Regions from separate parts of the Homo sapiens genome. Here region 2 is linked to region 1. Evidence: read pairs that join two places in POLR2A ChIA-PET (ENCODE). Cell type or tissue: GM12878. All regions are shown on one strand. Links, peaks and the distances in the headings refer to the core of each region. The heading gives the core; the rest is flanking DNA.

Region 1 (5,943 bases), core at 476-5,475:
TGGACCCTGCCCTGTATGAGCCCCTCCCCACCACCACCATCATGCTCAGCTCTCCAGCATTAGCGGGAAAAGTAAATAAGCAAACAAAAGCCACCCCAAATAAAACAAATCCTCAAAGAGCAAAACCCAACATTTTTCCTGACCCTGCTGCCTCCTGACAGCCAAGGCTGAGCTTTCTGCTCCTCAGCTTCCTTCTTACCTTTATTTATTTCACCCTTTCATAGCTGGGTTTTTATTCCATTCACCCACTAAAACAGACATGGAATCAGGAAGCTCTTTCAATAAAAACGAAAACAAAAAACACAACAGAAAGTCTTGCTTCCAGAGAAGTGCACTAACGCTGCCACCACGCCTCTGTCACTCTGTCCCCTGTGTTTCCTGCATCTCACGCACCCTTTGCCAGCTCTCTTTCTTCTACCAGTAAAGATAGATGTTCCTCAGGTCCTAGGCATGATCTCTGCTCCGGCATGCATTGGGCTGCACCACTTACTAAGCAAACTGGTTGGATGAGCTCTCACCATCTGCACAACAGGCTAACAATCCTTAGAGAAGTGCCACAGGCAATCAATACAATAATCTACATAAAGTTCTGAGCACGTCTGATATGTTGTGAACAAGCAAAATATATACCAGTTAATTTTATGACTGTATTTACCTTGACAATAAGTTAAAATTTATCTCTTCTTCCACTGCTGTCTATACATATATATATATATGTATATATGTATATAATCAGACTGTCTCCTACTCATCACTACCACAGACTATAATAAAGTTGGACCAGCATCACAGCCTAAGCTCTTCATTCGTGCCCCCAACAGGTGACACACCTGTGACCCAGGCTTAAAGCCCTATAATCTGCTAAAATGCTTCCTCTCTCACTTGGGCTGACTGGACCCACCCCTGCATCCGCCTTCTTCACCTGGAATAGCTCCCCTTGCCCGACCTGGAATAGTCTTCCCTTGACCCAGAGTGGTTCCCCATTGACCTGGAGTAGTCCCTCATCTACCTGAACTAGTCCTCTCATAGACCCAGAGTAGTTCCCCGTTGACCAGGAGTAGTCTCTCCCCTTTGACCTGGAATAGGCCCCCTCCCAGGTCCCATTCTCTGCTGCTCAGTACATCCGGTGGTAGGGGAGAGCATGGAGTAAGGATGACTAAAGGTCCTCAGAGTTGGTAACAGTTGGAGCCAGATGATGTATACAGTAGCTTTGTTAACTTTTCTCTGTATTTTTTTAATATTTGAATTTTTAAATATTTTTTGAAAATGATGAATATATTTTCTGCTTCCTGCTGATTACACTTAAACTGAGGCAAAATATAAAAGCATAAAAAATTAAGATCACCAACATCCTTACAAGATGATCCGCTCTAAGACGAACCACAGAGGGGACAGAAAGTGCTCCCAGGCTGGGTGCAGCGGCTCACGCCTATAATCCCAACACTTTTGGGAGGCCGAGGTGGGTAGATTGTTGAGCTCAGGGATTCAAGACCAGCCCGGCAACCTGGTGGGACCCCATCTCTACAAAAACTACAAAAATTAGCCAGGTGTGGTGGTTCACGCATGTAGTACCAGCTACTTGGGAGGCTGAGGCAGGAGGTTGCTTGAGCCCGGTAGGTCAAGGCTGCGGTAAGCTGTGATCATGCCATTGCACTCCAGCCTGGGCAACAGAGTGAGACCTTGTCTCAAGAAAAATAAAAACTTTTTAAAAATGCTTCCAGAAGCTGGGTGCAGTGGCTCACACCTGTAATCCCAGCACTTTGGGAGGGTGAGGCAGGCAGATCACTTGAGGTCAGGAGTTAAGAGACCAGCCTGGCCAAGATGGTGAAACTCCGTCTCTACTAAAAATAACAAAAATTAGCTGGGTGTGGTGGCGGGCGCCTGTAATCCCAGCTACTTGGGAGGCTGAGGCAGGAGAATTGCTTGAACCGGGGAAGCGGAGGTTGCAGTGAGCCGAGATTGTGCTATTGCACCCCAGCCTGGCCAACAAGAGTGAAACTCCATCTCAAAAAAAAAAAAAAAAAAAAAAAGGCCAGGCATGGTGGCACATGCTTATAATCCCAGCACTTTGGGAGGCCAAGACTGGCAAATCACTTGAGGTCAAGAGTTTGAGACCAGCCTGGCCAAGATGGTGAAACCCCGTCACTACTTAAAATACCAAAAATTAGCTGGGTGTAGTGGCAGATGCCTGTAATCCCAGCTACTCAGGAGGCTGAGAAAGGAGAATCGCTTGAATCCGGGAGGCAGAGGTTGCAGTGAGCTGAGATCACACCATTGCACTCCAGCCTGGGCAACAAGAGAGAGACTCCGTCTCAAAACAAAAAAAAAAAAAAGTGCTTCCATAAGAGCTTGCTGGGACTGGCCTGGGCTCAGAAAGCATGTGGCCTTGTGCTGCCCAGGCCCTGGCTCTATGACAGCAGTGAAGACAGGATGTCCCTAAGGCACTTTCGGGCTTCATTCTCCTTAATCCCTGACAAGCTTTGAGCCCCAGGACAAGTTTGGACATGACAGGTAGTTTGCAGTGCGGGGTTCTCATGGGAGAATGGTGAGAAATGGTCACCTATGATTTGTCAGCCAAGAAATCATGGTAAACTGTAAGTTAAAAACGGCCCTCAAAATTTAGTGATGCAATTTTAGCCATGCAAAAAATCATGTTTCTCTAGCCTCACTAAAAACACACCAGGCTTTGCTTGCCTGTGATTTCCTCTCTTCTGGCACTCTCAAGTGACAGATGGCACATGAATTACTTTTCAAATGTGTATGCTTGACCACTCACTTATTCTCCCAGGCCCTATGATGTGCAAGACCCTGGCCTGGAGGTTATGGAAATACAGAGGCATTTGGCCCATGAGCCCAGCTTTTCGGAAGCTTGCATCTCCACAGACATGGATAATCTCACATCAGCCACAGGAAAATGGCTGTCCCTAAACCATTTCTGCCTGCTAGCCCCCAAAGCTCATTCCTCCTAAATGATAACTAGCTGTGTCATGGACAGTGACTGAGCTCTGAATCTGACAGTGTGGGCAAGCAGCCTGGCTCCATTTGTTGGCTCTTCTGAAAGCTGCCTGTTAGCCAAACTAGTTACTAATCTACCTATGGGAGCAACAGGAAACCAACTCTGAGACAGGAGATTTGCCAAGATCAACCTCTAACCAAGAAGCCCACACCAAATCAACAGGTCCCACAAACCACATGCAACCTACACTGTTATTTTAATGTTGATGTACAGGTCATAAAATTATAGTCTCCACACAGAATTACAGTCTGCACTGGGAAGGACTCTGGCGCTCCCCCGTCCTACAATCCCACCCCTAAAGAGAGACCCTCTGCAGTTAGGCAGTGAGAAATAGTAGGAACTCTTGCAGGGCAAGGAAACCAGGACGGCCATCTGTAGATGCCTCTTATTGCCCAAGCATCACATCAATTCTTCCCTACATCGAGCTCAGCTCTTTCCTCCTCTGGCCTTTGCTCTTTTTTTTTTTTTTTTTTTTTTTTTTTGAGACGGAGTTTTGCTCTTGTCACCAAGGCTGGATGGAGTGCAATGGCATAATCTTGGTTCACTTAACTTCTGCCTCCCCGGTTCAAGCAATTCTCCTGCCTCAGCCTCTGGAGTAGCTGGGATTACAGGCACCCACCACCATGCCTGGCTAATTTTAGTATTTTTAGTAGAGATGGGGTTTCAACATGTTGGCCAGGCTGGTCTCAAACTCCCAGCCTCAGGTGATCCACCAGCCTCAGCCTCCCAAAGTGCTGGAATTACAGGCATGAGCCATTAGGCCTGGCTGCCCTTGGCTCTTACCCAGCAGCCAGCATGGAGCTTGCACAGACTGGACAGCAATAAACGCTGGTACTGACTCTTGATGGAACGCTTGGACCAGGCTAGGCATCTGGGGAGGCCCTTTGGTTAGAGGTGACACAGCCCCTGCCCTCAACGATGTCACAGTCAAGCCGAAGTAGTAAGACCAGAGTAAAGTAACTGAAATTAAATCCACAGTAAAAACAGTCAATCAATGCTGAAGACACACAGGATGCTCCAAAGGTACACTTAGGGCTCAGCCACCCTGTTCTTAAAGCTGCTGTTCTGAGCAGCAAGAGACAAGGAGAGGAATGAACAGGAGATACAACCTTCTGACTGCTCACAGACTAGCAGAGGAGGGCGACCCCGGAACGCCAAAGATAGGGCATGCCAAGGCGCTTCAGAGGAACCTGCCCCTTCTACCTGGGCCTCCAAATCACGAACATTTTAACAAGCAGATTCTGTGGACTACTTGGAGGCAGGCGTCTCTCTGGCCCTAGTCCTTAGTCTTCAATAGCAGCTACCCTAAGTTTCTTTTTTTAATGTCTCAAATAATTTTAATTGATGGGTAAGCCTTCCTAGAAAGTGGAATATTAACACTATTAAGTAAAGAAATGCATCTTTGCACATCTGCTGCAGCCTCCCTCTGCCACTCCTACCCATTCAGCACGGAATGCAGGGTAGCTGCTGTTCTCGCTGAGGATGATGGGGCTTTTCAGAGGTAATGTTTGCTCAGCTCTCAGCTGCAGGGGGTGGTAGGAGGGACAGCCGGTGCTGGGGAAGAGCTCTCTGCTATTCCAGATACAAAACTGAACAAGAAGCCACCTCAGATTTTTGGAAAAGAAGTTGCTTTTGAACACAAAATTTAAGCTGATGGCTGGGCGCAGTGGCTCACACCTGTAATCCCAACACTTTGGGAGGCCAAGATGGGAGGATCACTAGAGTCAGGACTTCAAGACCAGCCTGGGCAACAGGGTGAGACCTCATCTTTTAAAAAAAATACAAAAATTAGAACATAAAAATTAGCAGGACATGGTGGCACACACCTGTAGTCACAGCTACTTGGGAGGCTGAAGTGGGAGGATCACTTGAGCCTAGGAAGTCAAGGCTGCAGTGAGCTGTGATCACACCACTGCACTCCAGCCTGGGTGACAGAGCAAGACCATCTCAAAACAAATAATAATTATTAATTAAAAAGAAAAAAGCTGAGCGTGGTGGCATACGTCTGTAGTCCTAGCTACCTGAAAGACTGGGGGGAGAGAATCACTTGAACCCAGGAGCTCAAAGCTGCAGTGGGCTATGACTGCCCGCTGCACTCCAGCCTAAGTGACTAAGCAAGGCCCTCTTTTTTTTTTTTTTTTTTTTGACCTGGAGTCTCACTATACAGCCCAGGCTGGAGTACAGTGGTGTGATCTCGGCTCACTGCAACCTCCACCTCCCGGGCTCAAGCGATTCTCCTGCCTCAGCCTCCCGAGTATCTGGGATTACAGGTGTGCACCACCACACCTGGCTAATTTTTGTATTTTTATAGAGATGGGGTTTCACCATGTTGGCCAGGCTGGTCTCAAACTCCTGACCTCAAGTGATCTACCCACCTCGGCCTCCCAAAGTGCTGGGATTACAGGTGTAAGCCACTGCACCTGGGCAAGGCCCTGTTCTCTTTAAATCTAAAAAAAGAAAGAAAATAAATTTAAAGGAAAGTTCTAGTTAAAAAATAAATCGAGGCCAGGTGCAATGACTCACGCCTGTAATCACACCACTTTGGGAGGCTAAGGCAGGTGGATCACCTGAGGTCAGATGTTCAAGACCACCCTGGCCAACATGGTGAAACCCCGTCTCTACTAAAAATACAAAAATTAGCCGGGCATGGTGGTGCACACCTGTAGTCCCAGCTACTCGGGAGGCTGAGGCAGGAGAATTGCTTGAACCTGGGAGGTAGCAGTTGCAGTAAGCCAAGATCACGCCACTGCACTCCAGCCTGGGTGACAGAGTGAGACTCCGTCTCAAGAAAAAAATAAATAAAATAAATTGAGGGCAGGCACAGTGGCTCACACCTGTAATTCCAACACTTTGGGAGGCCAAAGCAAGAGGATCGCTTGAGGCCAGGAGTTCAAGACCAGCCTGGACAACATAGCGAGACCTGTCTC
Region 2 (5,943 bases), core at 419-5,418, 360 kb after region 1:
TCCGCCCGCCTCGGCCTCACAAAGTGCTGGAATTACAGGCGTGAGCCACCGCGCCCGGCTATTTAAGATATTTTTATTAACCCGTTTGTTCCCCCACAAACCTCCTGATGAAATTTGATCCCCAATGTTGGAAGTGGGGCCACATGGGAGATGTTTTGTTTGTGAGGGTGGATCCCTCATGAATAGATTAATGCCCTTGCTCAGAGGTGAGTGGGTTCTTGCTCTATTAGTTCTTGAGAGAGCTGGTTGCTAAAAAGAGCCTGGCACCTCCCCACACTCTCTCTTGCTTCCCCTCCCACCATGTGATCTCTGCACAAGCAGGCTCCCCTCTGCCTTCCACTAGGAGTGGAAGCAGCCTGAGGCCCTCACCAAATGCAGATGCCCAATTAGATTGTGAGCCAAATAACCCCTTTTTCATTATAAATTATCCAACCTCAGATATTCCTTTATACTTTATAGCAATACAAAATGGACTAAGACAACCCCAAACCATATTTTCTTTTTTTTCTTTTCTTTTTTTTTTTTTTTTTTGAGATGGAGTCTTGCTCTGTTGCCCAGGCTGGAGTGCAGTAGCACGATCTCGGCTCATTGCAAGCTCTGCCTCCCGGGTTCATGCCATTCTCCTGGCTCAGCCTCCCGAGTAGTTGGGACTACAGGTGCCCGCCACCACGCCCAGCTAATTTTCTTCTATTTTTAGTAGAGACGGGGTTTCACTGTGTTAGCTAGGATGGTCTCGATCTCCTGACCTCGTGATTCGCCCGCCTTGGCCTCCCAAAGTGCTGGGATTACAGGCTTGAGCCACCACGCCCAGCCCCACAAACCATATTTTCTAATCACATCTAAGATAAAACTATGAACTTCTAAATTAGATGCACAAAAAATACAAGAAGAGGGTGTAGTTGGCCCCCTAATCCCTAATTTCAGAGTCAACATCAGTCCACTGTACCATCTCAACTTTACAGACACTTGGGGATCCATAGTGCCCAAGGTACTGACCAGCAGAAGAAACTACATTTCTGCAGAAACCCATTCAAGAAGACATGGCCAGCCCCAGAGTGGCTGTTAATGAGAACCTTCAAAGAGGACCTACCCTCTTTGGATGGGGTCCATGCCTGAGTTGCAAACCCAGTAACTGGCTATCTGTCCCTTCTTCATCATCACGACCCCAAATGACCCACTGGTGAGGGGTGCTGTGAGGGAAGGACTCTTCCCTTCATCACTACTGCTGTTTCCAATTACAGAGCTGGCAGAACTGTGCTACCCAGGCTCTGCCCATGCCTTTCCTCTCTCCCTTTTACACCTGACGGTGGCAGAATTTCCATTATTGAACAGAAGAAACTATTGGGTTAAAAACTCTAGAAATCAGTATCTCTCCAACATCAGCATTACTTTAACAATTAACTTGGAGATGTAGTTACCGGGCCACTAGATCATGCTGTGTTTTTCCTGTTCTTGGCCCTGTCTCCAGGAGAAAAGGGCAGCAAGATTCAGGGGCTGATTCTTTGTTTTTCCCTCTAATGAGACAATTTTTAGGAAGCCAATAAGTTGAATTTCCTCTAATTTTTGAAAAAGGTACAAATTGACCACCACATCACGTGATCAATAGCTTAAGATCTGTCTGATTATATCACCAATCTAACATACACACACATTAAATGTAAGTAAAGCATCACCATCAGGCAGGGCAATGAGAACTTTATGCAAATGTCTGTAAACTGTTGTGAAAATGGAGTCTTCTAAGTTGGGGCTGCTCTGGGGCCAGGAGCGCATACAGCCTTAGACTCCTGGGTACAGGTCCAACCATCTCAGACAACAAGAGCCAACTCCAAGGCTCTGGCATCAACTGGACTGAAAGGGAGGCAGCCCTTCAATGTGCTTCAGGCCCTCCACCCCCTTCATATGATGAAATCGAAATTACCTGGGATTCAAGATTCAGATAGGAAGTTAGCCATAGGGACATCAATGCCTATGCTCTCTGGGAAGGAAGGTCCTGAACAGGCCCCTGAGAGGTGACACTGTGACGTGCTATGGAGACAGTGACTCCATGGGAGCTTTCCAATGTGAGAGCATGTTTAAGGATGAGCTGCTGGGGCCAGGAGCAGTGGCTCATGCCTGTAATCCCAGCATTTTGGGAGACGAAGGCAAGAGGATCACTTGACTCCAGGAGTTCAAGATCAGCCTGGGCAACGTGGTGAGATCTCATCTCTATAAAAAATACAAAAATTAGCCAGGCATGGTGGTGTGCTCCTATAGTCCCAGCTACTCAGGAGGCTGAAGTAGGGGGATTGGTTAATCCCAGAGGTTGAGGCTGCAGTGGGCCATGATTGTGCCACTGCCCTCCAGCCTGGGTGACAGAGTGAGACCCTGTCTCAAAAAAAAAAAAAAAAAAAAAAAAAGCTGCCGGGCTCCCCACAGGGGACTCCTCTGAGGTAAAAGGTACTAGTGCTGAGTCTGCTCTCAGCACAGGCTGGTATCACCAGATGGCTGTTGTAACAGAAAATACACTGAAGGAACTGGGTGGAACACATGAGCAGTGAAATAACTTGGGGGTAGGGCCACTTGGAGAAGCTATATGGGGTGCCATTTGTGGGGGGTCCAGGCAACACAAGAACTTCACAGATCAGCAACATTCAACAGAAACATTATGTAAGCCACATATGTAATTTGTTTTTCTAGTAGACCCACATGAAATTTTCCTATTTTATTTGACCCGATGTATCAAACATTATCTTTTCAACATTTAAAAAGTCATTCAAATATTTTGTACATTTCAAGTGCTCAATAGTAACATGTGGCTAGTAGGCAGAACTAGAAACTATAGTCAGTGTGGTGATGTGGGTGCAGATAAAGGTGACAGGAAGGACCCAAAGGTTCATTCTTCTTGGATTAATCCTTATCACTCCCCCCTGGTGCCCAATACATCCCACTGGCCACAAGCTTCTGATGCTGGCACATAGTTCTGGTTTCTACCCCTTTCTCCTCAACAAGTGAGGAAGGCAGGCGGTGAAGCAGCTCCAAGCTGAGATGCTGACAATACTTCAGGATGCTCATCACAAACTACAGAAAATGCCAGCACTGGACACTCAGTTTTTTTTTGTTTGTTTTTGAGATGGAGTCTTGCTCTGTTGCCCAGGCTGGAGTGCAGTGGCGCGATCTTCGCTCACTGCAACCTCCCGCTCCCAGGTTCAAGCAATTATCTGCGTCAGCCTCCCATGTAGCTGGGATTACAGGAGCCCACCATCACACCCCGCTAATTTTTGTATTTTTAATAGAGATGGCGTTTCACGATCTTGGCCAGGCTGGTCTTGAACTCCCGACCTTATGATCCACCTGTCTCGGCCTCCCAAAGTGCTGGGACTATAGGCGTGAGACACTGTGCCTGGCCTGGACACTCAGATCTTTTTAAGCCACTGTGCAGCCAACTGGAAACACTGACAAGAGAGTTTTAAATTAAAATTCACTTGCGGCAGCAAGCATTAATCCCTGGGGTGCTAGAGGGCTTCTGATTTAGGGGACCTGGGCTGTGGCCTGGATATCAGTTCTGTAAGCTCTCCAGGTGGTTCTAATGTCCAGCCATGAGAGGAACAGCCTCAGAGAGCCCTGATGGCCAGTGTGGTTCAACCTGGGTTAGTTAGGGACGTCAGGATTCAGACTCTGCATGATAGGCAGGACCCCAGCTGATATATATACTCAATTCTGAGGGTCCCCATTCCAGGGTATTTCCTCAGTTTATTTTAACCTCGATCCTTTAGCTCTGAATACCAGGAACAGCATTAAGTAACAGTAATAGCCAACTCTTGGCATGCACCTCTCATCAAATCCATTCTCCCCTCTGCAATGGGCATAGAAGTCACCCTTATACTGAGGGAGGCTATGACTTGCCCAGGATGGAAGAACTAGACACAGGTAGCCTAACAGCAGAGCCACAACTCTTAGCCACTGTCTATAATGTGTGTGAATGAAAGAATTTCCTGGCAGGCTTAGTACTAACAGAGTCCAGAGAGAAGGAAAAAAATGAAACAAAACACAAGGATGAGAGGAACAGAGGGAGAGAGGAAAGAAGAGTGGCCACCACTCAGCAGCCCTGACACTGAGCTGTGCACGAAGCCACCCCTGACTTGAGGCCTGTCCCTCAGGGTTGAAGTGACTCTCCTTCCATCTGTAATAAACTCCTAGTGGGATCTGAAAGCAGAATTTACTTCCCCTCTCTATGGCTGATCACAAAACCACTGGTTTCTATCTATAAAATGGCAACAATAGCCACAAAAGTCCTCCTTCCCTTACAATTTTTAAAAAGACAGACAGGTTCATGTTTGTAATCCCAGCACTTCGAGAGGCCGAGGTAGGAGGATGACTTGAGCCCAGGCATTTGAGACCAGCCTGAGGAACACAGCAACACCTCATCTCTACAATAAAAAATTAAAAAAAAATTAGCTGGGCATGGTGGTGTGTACCAGTAGTCCCAGATACAAGAGGTTGGGGTGGGAGGATGGTTTGAGACTGGGAGGTCAAGGCTGCAGTGAGCCAAACTGTGTCACTGCATTCTAGCCTGGGTGACAGTAACTCTGTCTCAGAGAAAAAATAAAATAGAAAGATAGGACAAAGAAAAAAAATAAAACTAGTCTCAAAGCCATCCTGCCAATACAAGTTCTTAAGAAGTCCATTAGATTTTTCCAGAAACTGCTCTTACCTCCAGCCGACGGATGATCTCCCGCAGAGGAAGTGCTGATTCCTGTCCCCCGATGAAAGTGGTGGTGGGCAAGTGGAAGACCTTGTCGAGGTCAGACTCATCCAGGCCATAGAACCCTGCAGGGCGATGTGGGCAGGACAAGCCAGATGAGGAGGGATGGGGCACAGCCATGCAGGGACCACAGTTTATGGAAAGGGGAAGGAACTCCCCAGGTGAGCAAAAAGAGAAGAAAAAAATCATATAAAAAGCCCCTGATATATGTGAAATAAGTAATATTTTACAGCCAGAAACACAAACTTTAGCAATAAATAGAAGCTGAGGCTATTAGAGTATGACAGGTAAGTCACAATAAAATTCATATTATGCATAAGTTAGTTAAGTACACCAATTATTCATAATTTAGAGACAAATTTATTTCAAGGTCCCAAAGATAACCAATTTTGGGGGTGGGAAGAGAGGTCCATGAAAAGGCACTGGGTAAGTCAATCAAAAATCAGTACAATAGTTAAGGAGGAATTAAAGTAGAAAATGAAGAACTGATATAGAAGAACAGATCATATGACAATAATATATGTATGTGGTGAATGTCAAAAAGCTGGAGGAGGGGGACTAAGAAGTGAAGGAGAAACAGTCACCAGAAGTCAACTTGTCTGTTGGAGCTCCAGGCAGGGGTGCACCACAGGGCAGCACAGCAGCGTGCAAACAACCCCCAGCCTTGGATTAAGGACCATCGTCTTCTCCTGAAATTCCTGAACTATGCGTTCTGAGCCCATTCTGCAGGCAATACTCAGCAGTCACAGGTACAACCCTCCCATCTCCTGACTCCAATCACTCAGCGGGAACCAACTGAGTAAGCACTAATATTCGCTGCAGCACTGTGGGGGAAGACAACACCTCACCTGAAAGTGCATCTCAGTCTGAGAAAGAATAATGCTGGAAGAGCTCTTTCTGTGGCATTATATGCTTGTTTCATCTTGCTGTATCAAAGAGGAAGACTGTCAAATGACACCATACATTCTTTTATCCAGTTTGGCATCTCTCCTGACATAATATATCAGCTAGAGTACAGCAAAAAGCACAGTTCAAGAATCACTAGCGCTTGAATACCTTACATCAGCATTTTCTCAGGCTCCAGGAATGCACAGTGAACTGGTATTTTGCGAAGTCTCCAACATCTGACTAGACCTGATGAAATGTTCTTATTGTTTCCTGGCCAAATTAAGACTAAAAGGAGCCATAAGTGTCCAGCACGG

Evidence for each region. Peaks named below come from ENCODE experiments on the same cell type or tissue, not always from the same donor. Only the 100,000 strongest peaks of a DNase experiment are listed, where the experiment ranks them.
Region 2: POLR2A ChIA-PET joins it to region 1 with 6 read pairs; 2 of 35 experiments call an interaction of 5 or more read pairs at or near these places.

Annotation. Positions count from the first base shown.
Region 1 is chr7:45,030,600-45,036,542 of GRCh38, reverse strand. The region is part of intron 1 of CCM2 (CCM2 scaffold protein); the gene reads right to left. Among named protein-coding and RNA genes, the nearest start is that of CCM2, 33 kb to the right of the region's middle. In GM12878, for the core only: no CTCF peak of the experiment used is centred there; a DNase peak (open chromatin) is centred at 3,115; H3K4me3 peaks cover 657 bases; H3K27ac peaks cover 1,255 bases.
Region 2 is chr7:44,665,599-44,671,541 of GRCh38, reverse strand. OGDH (oxoglutarate dehydrogenase) reads right to left here. Exons shown (of 23, transcript NM_002541.4): 5 at 4,691-4,806. Among named protein-coding and RNA genes, the nearest start is that of OGDH, 62 kb to the right of the region's middle. In GM12878, for the core only: no CTCF peak of the experiment used is centred there; no DNase peak of the experiment used is centred there.